2 separate regions of the Mus musculus genome follow, and region 1 is linked to region 2. The links are chromatin loops, found by intact Hi-C in ENCODE. Cell type or tissue: heart. All regions are shown on one strand. Links, peaks and the distances in the headings refer to the core of each region. The heading gives the core; the rest is flanking DNA.

What was found. A loop is a pair of places that touch in the nucleus more often than their neighbours do. Peaks named below come from ENCODE experiments on the same cell type or tissue, not always from the same donor. Only the 100,000 strongest peaks of a DNase experiment are listed, where the experiment ranks them.
Region 1: a loop joins it to region 2, with 2.4 times the contacts of the local background. A loop is called at or near these places in 3 of 42 quality-filtered maps.

Annotation. Positions count from the first base shown.
Region 1 is chr14:48,491,196-48,496,570 of GRCm38, forward strand. It overlaps Tmem260 (transmembrane protein 260), which reads left to right. Exons shown (of 16, transcript NM_172600.4): 11 at 5,097-5,268. Among named protein-coding and RNA genes, the nearest start is that of Tmem260, 48 kb to the left of the region's middle. In heart, for the core only: a CTCF peak has its summit at 2,898 (motif pointing left); no DNase peak of the experiment used is centred there.
Region 2 is chr14:48,420,129-48,425,503 of GRCm38, forward strand. No RefSeq gene overlaps it. Among named protein-coding and RNA genes, the nearest start is that of Tmem260, 24 kb to the right of the region's middle. In heart, for the core only: no CTCF peak of the experiment used is centred there; a DNase peak (open chromatin) is centred at 2,093; H3K4me3 peaks cover 1,057 bases; H3K27ac peaks cover 870 bases.

The DNA.
Region 1 (5,375 bases), core at 174-5,173, 71 kb after region 2:
TTATTTCTGATTCCAGGAACGTTTCACTTCTACGCGGATTTCTTCAACAACCCACTATTCATACAAGAGTATAATGATCAGTCTCCACAAAATTGTGACTTCTGTAGTTTTCTTGGTATTGATTTCTAGTTGTGTTATCCTGTGATCTTACAGATAGCAGAGGATTGTGTTATTTTGTATTTGGTATCTGGCTGTATTTTATATTTGTACCTGATTTTATGGCCTGGAGGGTGATTTATCTTGGAGAAGGTTCTGCGGATTGCTGAAATCCGTATGTGTCCTGGTTTTGTTGTACATCTATGTGTTGGGTCCATTTGACCTGTGTGGCGTTTACCTGTGACATTGCTGGGTTTGACCTGTGTGGCGTTTACCTGTGACATTGCTTTGCTGGTTTTTTGGATATTTTTAGCGATGGCAGTGGAACCCTGAAGTCATCTTCTGTCACTGTCTTGGTGACTATGTCCATTAATGCTTGCTTTGCAGATTGGGATCCTTCCCTGACATTTGACACGTATGTTTTGCGGCTGTTTCATCTTGATGAGTTGCTCTCTATTAATCATCTGTAGCCTTCCTTATGCTTCTGACTAATTAGGGTTTGGAGTCCACTTTATCAGTCTAGTTATGCTAGCTTTTTCTTTTTCTTTCCTTTTTTTTTCCCCTCTATTTACTTCCAACCATTGGCTCTGTCTGTAGGTACCTTACCCAGTGTGTCTTTCTCCCTCCACTGTGTACAGTATCTTCTTTTATACCTGTTTGGCAGTCATGGACTCCATTAGTTTGTGCTTGCCTTGAAATTTCTTTATTTCTGTATCAATTTTGTCTGTCTATCTGTTTGTTTGTTTGTTTGTTTGTTTGTTTGAATCAGGATTTCTCTCTGTACCACTAGCTGTCCTGGAACTCACTTTGTAGACTGGGCTGGCCTTGAACTCTGATCTGTCTGCTCCTGACTACCCAGTGTTAGGACTAAAGGCGAGCACCACCACACCCAGCTTTTTCCATCAAGTTTAAAGACCCCTTTGCTGTATCTCGAGTTCTTGCTTGGCATTTATCTACATTAGGAGCTTGAAAGCCATGCTTCCATGCTTTCCTGGATCTGAGGGCTGTTGATGAAAGAGCTGGTGTTAGCCTTGTGCTTCCACCTGTGTGGGGGAGTTGGTGTGTTCCCTTCACAGCTTTTGTTATTGTTTCTTTGCTCCGAGTTTTGACATGTGTGTTCTTGAGAGTGTCTTCTGTGGTCATGTGCATATGGGTTTTAGGTGCTCCTTGTGTTTGAATGCCCACTTCTTTCCCTAACTTTAGGCAATGTCCTGCTACCATGGCGTCCAAGGTTTCTGTGCCTTCAGTGTTTCTTACTTCTTCCTCTTCCTTCTCCTCGCCAGTGGGTTCTTGGATATGGCATTTTGATTGTATTCCTGGGTTCCTGGATAATGTAGTCATGCCTGCTTATTTTTTTCCTTATTGGCATTTGAATGTTGTAGTTCATCAACCTTGACCTCCATCTCCCATGGTCCTTCTTTGGCTTGGGCAAATCTACTAGTGATGTTTTCCACCATGCTTTTACTTGATTCATTGAGGGTTTCTCTTCCAACCTTTCTTCTTCTTTCCTTCCCCCACCTCCGAAATCTCAGTTTTTCTTCCATGTTGCTCATTTTCTCATCCTTGTTGCTTACCTGTCCTCTGGGCTGCTGACTTCCCTCTCTAGTTCATTCTTCTGCTTCTTGGTATCTTCTTGTCTCATCACTGTTGCCAGAACACTTCTGAAATCTTTACCTGGCATCCCACCTATCTCAGTATCTCGGAGGTTAGTGGTGGAGGGGTTATGATAGTCTGTGGGTCTGTGTTGTTTCTTGAATTTCTGCGAGGAATTTATGTAGCTATTGGTTCTGGGTTTGGGGGGAGGATCCCATTGAGAAGTTGAACTCTTCCAGTGAAGAGCAACAAACTGCGGTAGCAGCAATATCATCAAAACATTGAAAATTTAAATACATTTAAAAGCGCTAAGTCCGCTACAGCATTGCCAGTGGCCACAGACCTGAAGAGGACAAAACCGTGGCCAATGGGCAGTAAAGTGAGCAAGTATTTAGAATGAGTGTGAAATTGGTAAAGGAAGGAAACCAAGATGAGAGAAAAGAGGTGGGTGCGAGATCAGAACGATAAAGGAGGAAGAAGGGAATGCGTGGGGAGCACGCACGCTGCTAGCAGCAAAGGGTCCTGTGTCATAAAGAGGCTCAGGACAGAAGCTAGGCAGAGACGTGAGAGGATGCTTTAAAAGCTCCTGATACCAACAGAGGGAAGGAAGAGGGCGGAGATTAAAAAATAAACTCAAAAAATGTGTTGTTGCCCGTGGAAAAACATGTAAACAAAAGAATATGGATCTTTAAAGGGGATAACAAATAGAACCCTGATTTTAAACCATTCTTTAGAAAGGTTTAGTTATATTGTATCTTGTTTCCCTTTGTGAGGTGGGAGGTGGCATGCAGGTGCCACAGCCAGGTTAGAGGACAACTTGAAGGGGCTGGTTCTTTCCCTCCATCATTTCTTAGGGGACCAGGGGTCAGACTCAGGTGGTCAGGCTTGGCAGCAAGCCCTTTACCTTCTGTGCCATCTCACCAACCCATTAAAAATATTCGAAACTTCTTAAAATACAGTCAAAACCTACTAAGTGTAGGAATAGAAAGAACCCCATGGCGGGGTGGGTGTTACATCAGTCTGTTTTGGGGTGTCCTCGAGAGCTGGAGACTCCTACTTATGCACAGGAGCAGAGTGGTTTAAACTTACAGACCCTGTGTTTCTTTACTCATGCTGTTGAGGAGTCTGCATTGAACAAGGGTCCAGTGTCCACAAGAGCTGTCTTCACAGCAGCCATCTTCCTTCTTTATGTGTCAGGGCCCTCTGCTGGCCACACTTGGCTTTGCAGTCCGTGTGCTGGGAGGGTCTCTCACCCTGAGACTCCCCAGATCAAGCTTCCTGGAAGTGTCTCCCATGTGTCTTGGCAGTGTGGGCTGTGGCCACAGCGCTGACAGGAGCACGGGCAGAGGCCTGCCTTCATACATTCACAGTCTTCTCAGTGTGTCTCCCTGTTGAGGGTTACAGCTGTATCATGTACATCCCTGGAACCTCAGAGTTCCCGGGCTCCACAGCAATGGACAGAGATTGGTAGCTCCAGATTTTAACACCTCCCCCCACCACACACACACACACACACACACACACACACACACACACACACACACACACACAGCCTCAGACTTAGAGCTATCCAACTCCAGGGTAATTCTGTTGGAGAGTTCTATCCCTGACACAAGTTCCCTTACCCGCCCTCCCCCCAACTTTTCTCTCCACCCTCTCCAATGTCATTTCCCAGCCTGAGCCTCCTGTCACTTACCCTGTCTTCCGTGTCTGTCCTTCCACTCTCCACAACTGTCTCTCCAACCTTCCTTCACCTACAGTCTGTGGCAGGCCAGATTAAGCCTCCTGGCCTATGGATGCTCCGTGACCACTGCTCACAGGGTAGCTCAGATCTTTAAGAACAGACTCTGTCAAGACAATGGCCAGCCACACCCTTTGAGTCACACGATATAACAAAATGAGGCTTCTCTTCTCAGCTGGCCTGTTTGCTGGAGCAATTACTTGATTTGAGGCTCATGAGGGCTGTGGGCTTTCTAGAGGTTAGGCTGCCCAAGTTGTGCCCTGCGTACCCACAGAAGCGCCCTCTGAGCCGGCCCCACATCAGGCACCACAAGCCCTTTTCCACTTTATCACTTTCTCTGTTTTTCTCTTTGGGATAAGATCTTGTGAGATGAACTGTCCATCCCACCATGGTCCCAGGGAGACGTCTAAGCTGCATGTGTTCCCACCTTATCCAACCCAGTCTCAGTGTTACAACCATCCTCTGGTCTTTTAGGGGTGTCCAGTCTCAGCACTGTGATAACGCTGCACTGGCTGGGCGGTTTGTCCGTTTTGTTTGTTTGGTTTTTTTTTTTTTTTTTTTTTTGCCCCCAGAGAATGGAAGGAATTGCAACTTTCCTGATGACAAGATGTTAGTTATCATGAGCAAAGTAGGAAGCCATCATTGCTGTGTGGAATGCAAGCACAAGGGTGGCGCTCCATTCTAGAAGAGATCCTCTGTTTGTGATACCAATCTATTGATTGAACTTGGCCCCTCCTCAACCTGGCAGATGGATGGACAGAAAGACAAGGGATTACAGGGAATGCCATCAAGTGGTTTTGTTTTGTTACGTTTTGGTGCCTTTTCCTCTCCCGGCCTCTTCTTCCTTCATAGATTGTTCTGCAGACTCATCCCCTCTTTTTTTGACATCAGAAAGCCCACTTCATTCTTGAGCTTTGCTGCGGTAGTTAGCATTGGCATCGGCCGACAGCTGCCAGGCAGTAGACAGCTCAGCACACGCACCTGCACTTTCTTCTCAGTGGTCTCACCCCCGTGATGTCCTGACCCCCAGAGATCAGGAGTCAGGAAGCCTGAGGTGGGGAGATGTGGTGGGAAGGCACCACCCTGCACATGCCCTAGTCATGCAAATGTTATATAAATTCTTGTCAGAAGTCAGCAGAATTCCTCTTATTCTGACTAGGTCTCTAGAAAAAAAAATGGAATTAAGATGAAAGTGCCTTAGTTCTGTATAGTCAGAAACTACTCTTGTTAACTGAAATAGGATTACTTGGGGTGGACAATTACACTTGAGAACAGACTTGGCTTTTCATGGACATGATTATAAGTTGATAGAAGTCGTACAGCGGGCTCTGCCTTCTCCTCGAGTTTCTGTTAGCACCCTCTAAAGAAGCTGAGAGGATCCTGGGCGAGCATGGTGGTGCACGCCTTTCCTCAGGAAGCAGATGCAGGCAGCATGGTCCACAGAGCAAGTTCCAGGACAGCCAGAGCTATGTGGAGAAACCCTGTCCCAGACAGACAGACAGACAGACAGACAGACAGACAGACAGACCACTGAGCTCAAAATCTGTTCTGCTTAACTGTGTGCCTTCTCAGAGCCAAGTGAGAAAATCTGAAACACTGTACACATATGGAGGGAGAGGAAAACATAGACTTATGTTTTAATTAGCTGAAAAATCTTTTTATTCAGCATTTGTGACCAAAGAACCAATAACGTGATTGATCAGTTTGCACGAAATCTTCTGGACTCCATGCCTCAGGATGCCATCATCCTACTCAGAGGAGACCTGCCTGGAAACGCTCTCCGTTACTTGCATTACTGCGAGGGCTTGAGACCAGATGTTTCACTGGTGGATCAAGAAGTAAGTATATGAGAGATGTCCTCAGCACACGGCAACTTTTAACCACATCGTTCTTGGAGGCATATGCCTGTGGCTTGAGTCTGGACAAACAGTATGATCCCATGTAG
Region 2 (5,375 bases), core at 84-5,083:
AGATGGCCATGAAAATGAATGGAAATATTCAAGTGATCAGGGTGAGATGGTGCAGGCAGGGCATCTCCAGGATAAGACAGAGGCCTGGAATAAGGGAGGCACCCAAGAATCAATGGGGGTGACCTTAGCTATGAATCACTACATCGGGGCTATGGGACCTGAAGAGGCCACCTCTTGTAGCCAGACAGGAATCCCAGTGGAGCAATAGAAGACACCAACCCACCCACAAAACTTTCAACCCAAAATTTATCCTGACTACAAGAAATGCAGGCAAGGGGGATGGAGCATAAACTGAGGGAATGCCCAACCAATAACTGACCCAACTTGAGACCCATCCCATGGGCAAGCACCAATCCCTGACATCATTAATGATACTCTGTTATGCTTGCAGATAGGAGCATGTTGTCCTCTGAGAGACCCTACCCAGCAGATGACCCAAACTGATACAGACACCCATAGCCAAACAGTGGCTGGGGCTTAGGGACGCTTATGGAAGAATAGGAGGAAGCTTTGTGCACAGGCTCCAGCTGGAGCTAATACAAGGCACAGGAGACTGCACTAAGACAACATGAACACGCTCTGAAGTCTTTTTTGTTTGTTTGGTTGGTTGGTTTGGTTTTGATTTTGGTTTTTTGGTTTTCTGAGACAGAGTTTCTCTGTATAGCCCTGGCTGTCCTGGAACTCACTCTGTAGACCAGGCTGGCCTCAAACTGAGAAATCTGCCTGCCTCTGCCTCCCTAGTGCTGGGATTAAAGGCGTGCACCATAGTTTTACTGTGTATGACCAGAGCATGCATTGTGAGAGATAGAAGTACATTGAAGAGAATAGGCCAATACCATTGATAAGCACTCCTAAGCTGGGTAGATAAATGTATTCAGCTTACTGCTGGACGAACCAGTGAAAGGCAGTTTGGTGTTCAGAGTAGTTTGGTGGCAGGGAGCTGGAGGGCAAGGCCAGGGCTGTTGTTGGGAGATCCTGGGGAGGTTTAAAGGAGTAGTTCCTTCTGGATAAGAACAATCAAGAACAGGAATGATTTTATAGTTGGAAATTCAGTAATTGTAATCGAGAAGCTAAGGGGATGAAGGCCAGGCTAGCTAGGCCAAGAGTACAGTTTCGAGTTTTGTTGTTGTTGTTGTTGTTGTTTATTTTGTTTTGTTAGAGAAAGGGGCTAGCCTAGTCATTTCTGTATGCAGAGCCTCTTCGGTTTTTTGCTCTTTTCTAATCTGGTCGAGGAGCGAAGGTACCTCTTCCTAGTCTGTGCACGTGGCTCATGCTCAGGAAGGAATAACACGAGCTAGCTGCCCACCATACTCTGCTTTCCCAGCGGACAAGGAAGGCGCTTGATCCCTTAAGTCACGTTAGGACTTAAATAGTGAAGACTCCTAAGGAATGGAATAACATAACAATGTTTCTATGGAAAGACTCCTTAGGAGGCTGTGTGGAGGATGGTTTTGAATATGACAAAGATGAATGCAGATGATTTAACAGGAACAGAGGAACACTCCCGGCAGTGGGAGTGTAAGGAATAAAAAGGGGAAGAGAGGGTGTGAGGGAAAGGAGGACAGGAAGCCCAGAATGGCAACGGTGGGGGATGGCAAGGAAGGGCTAGAGAGGAAAGGGGGGGAAGAGGGTAGAATGGAGACGACGGGAGGGAGGAGCAGGAAGGACAGTGGGGGGTGCAGGTGGGGGGAGGAGAGCATGAAGGAGAGAGCAGGAGGAGCAGGGTGGATGGGAGACGAAGAAATAAAATGATGGAGCACATAGTCGATCTCCACTTCGAGAAAGAATTTGACATTACAGACTTTCCCCGCCCCCCCCCATCCACCCTGAAAAGGGAAACTCTACTATTTAAAGTTCCTGCCTGGACACATACAACTGACTTGGGGCTTCTGAAGTGTGAAGTCCCCTTGTCCCAGCTCTGGGACCAGGCTGCAGCAGCCTTTCTCACTTCAGATGGGAAGGAAGGGCGTGCAGGGTCCAGGAGGCTGTGATTCAGAGCGGTCACGTCACACCGGGACAGAGACCGCAGGCTTTGACTTTCTTGGGGGAAGGGCTGTCTGTTGTCCCAGGGCTGTGAGTCACAGATAGCAAAGGACAGATGATGGAAAGTGACAGGAAACCCCCACTGAGCACAGTTCTCTGAGGCTAATGCACCCCAGTCAGGCAGCCTCTAAGGAAGTGTAAGTGGGCCATTCTGCTGCCAGAGAGCAGCAAAGCCCTGAAGATGAGGGGGGAGATAGGAGCTTCTTTCGGTGTGGGTAGGAAGCCACAGTAACTGAGCACAAAAGACAGCTGATCGGAGGACTTTTTGAAAGCTAAAGTGATGATTTTACTCCACTCTGGACTTTAATGTGTGTGCCTCTGTGTGTGCCTCTGTGTGTGTGTCTGTGTGTGTGTGTGTGTGTGCATGTCTGTCTGTGCTGGACACCACAGGAGGACATCACTTGAATAGGATCTCTCACCCCGTCTGGAGACCTTGGGTTTTTCAGCAAGCTTCAGAGATTGTCCTGCCTCCCCTACTTGGCTTCCCAACGGGCGGGGTTATAGGCACTTGCCACCATGCGTGGCTTTTTATATGGGTGCTGGATCTGAACTCAGTAAGGCTTAGCAAGGGCTTTTACCCTCTAAGAAATCTTCTCCAGACTCCTGAACTTTTTTTTTTTTTGATTTTTAATCCATGAAATGGTGATTCACTGGTCTGAAAAACAGATGCATAACAAAAACTCGTGTGGTAGAGGGAAGGGGAGATAGACTGAACGGTGGAACAGGGGCAGAAGATCAAGCAGGATTGCAGCTACTAATGATTATAAGGTTGACGCTGTAATCCTCTGGGGTGGGGAGAAGGCATGAAAAGATCTAAGTCTCTTTCCTTTTAGTCTCTTTGGGGGCTTGGGGTGGCCTCGAATAGCTTAATTTTAATCTGTGGCAGCACGGTTACATAAGTGGCTTGGAGCAGAGTGCTTCTTAGCATTTGCTTCTGTTCCATTTCCTGCAGATGCTCCGAGGAGCGCACTCACTGGTCTGATGCATTTCATAAGAATTCAGGCGACTTGTTTACCTAGTACGTCTATAGGGCTCCTCTGCAGATTACCAAAACACTCAGAAAATGAGGATTCTATTAGTTCATGACCTTGTGTTTTAGTGGGGTTGGGGGGAGTGGCTTTGAAATTCATAAAATGTGTTAATGTAGGGATAGAAATCTTTATCCCCCCATGTATGCTCAGTCCAATCAACAGGAAGGATTAGGTCCTAAATAATCTGACATTAGTATTAAAACAAACATTTACAAACATGTGTGCCCATTACTGGCTATTACATATGGAGCTTTAGTTCTTTATCCCCCAACCTTTTACTAGAAGGCATCACTGTATGTGACACTAGGTAGGGAATGCTAATTAAGACTTAGGTCACCTTTTCATTTAGTAGCAGAGGAAAAGCCGCAATAACCATTTGAGAAAGGCTAAGTGAATGGTGTGTCACACAACAGGGGGGCCTGAGGCTAGCTCTGCTTCTCATACTTTGCTAGTGACATGCTGAGGTGCTGAGGGCATCTGCGGCCCGGCCGGCCGAGTTCACAACTGAGCAATGCTGTATGTAGTTCAGCTCCCAGGCAGTTAAAAGCAACCTGGGAGCATCTGTGACTGTCCTTGAGTACTGGTTGCTTCTCCTGCTGCTGTGATCAGATGCCAGCAGAATCGACTTGAAGGGTTGTGTGGTATGCTGTGTGAAAGGCTCAGTCCATTGTGGTGGGGAAGTTGATGGCTTGGGTCTGAGGCAGCAGATATCTGCAGTCAGGAGGCAGAGAGCTATGAATGCCGGTACAGTTGTCTGTTTTAGTCAGTTGATGGCTCCAGCCCGTGACATAGTACCCCTCACTTCTGAGTAGTTCTTCCAGCTCAGTAGAAATGACTTCATTGACACACCCAAAGGTGTGCTTCCATCATGACTCAAGACTACAAACTGAATTGACAATCCATATTATCAATCCCACCTTGCTATGTTCTGAGAACTTGTTCCAGGACACACACCCTCCCCCCCCCCCATCACCTGAGCATCTCATTCCCACAGACACACACAGCAAAATCCTTGGGTGCTCAAATTTCTTCTATAAAATGGCAGTGTATTCAGCAGATGTGCACCACCCATATACCTTAAATAATAAACTGTGCCTCATGCATTGTAGAGGCAATGTAAATGGTTATTTTGTGTCACTAGAGAATAAAGACAAGAAGAAACTGCCTTTGTAATGCAGGTGGAAGGTTTCCTCGTTAATATATATTTTTAGTTCATAGTTGATTGACTCTAAGGATGTGGGGCCTGTGAATGCAGAGTGCAGACTGTAGACGATGTGTTTCCTCTTAATTCTTTTTGAAAGTAAACTTTTACTTATTAAAACCCATCTCTCTTGTGTTTTCATTCAATGGAATGCAGCTTTTATCCTAAGTCTCTCTGACTGTCTCACTTCTTGAGCCTTGACAGCAGCATCTCCAGTGGTTTCCTCCCTAGTGAAAACCATAATGACGTGGAAGTATAGTTCCCGCACTTGCTTTCATGAAGCTTGCCGTCTGCAATACTCCTTCCTTACAGGTTAAATGGCGGTAGGTTAAGAGCCTGACACTAAATTGACATTTTAACCATGATCTGTTTGCCCTCCCTGGTGCCAAATGAATGAAATCAGTTGCATGAGTGCTTCTGGCAGGCAGGGAATCATTCCTAGGTTGGATGTAGTCTGTTGATGTTTTAAAAGAGCACAGGCATTACGTTGGTTGGTGAGAGATGAGTAAGGCCAACAGCATGCTGCTAAACACACAGCTGTTGGGATGGAAAAGCTTGCTTGTTACTATGGCTGACTTAAAATTAGCAAGTTAACATCTTGAACTCAAAGCAGAAAAATTGCTCACCACTGATCTCCTCAGCCAGCGCATAGTCCCCCAGAGAAGTGGTGGGGAGCTGGGCAAGCGCAGAAGATTCATCTGCTTCAACAGGAAAGGGTGGTGTGACTTTAAATTCTTCCACGAAGTGAAGTATCACTTGCCTGTGTCTCCGTTAGGGCTTTATTGCTGGGGAAAGATGCCGTAACCAAGGCATCTCTTACAAAGCAAAACATTTAACTGGGGCTGCCTTATAGTTCGGAGGTTTAGTCCGTTATCGTTATGGTGGGTAGCATAGCGGCATGCAGGCAGACAGTGCTGGAGAGGTATCTGGGAGTTCTACATCCAGATCCACAGGCAACAGGAAGAGAGAGTGGACCTGGCTTGAGCATCTGAGACCTCAAAGCCCACCCCCAGTAGCACACTTCCTCCAAGAAAGCCACACCTTCTCTAACAAGGCCACACCTCCTAATAGTGCCATGCGGGCCTACGCAGGCCATTTTC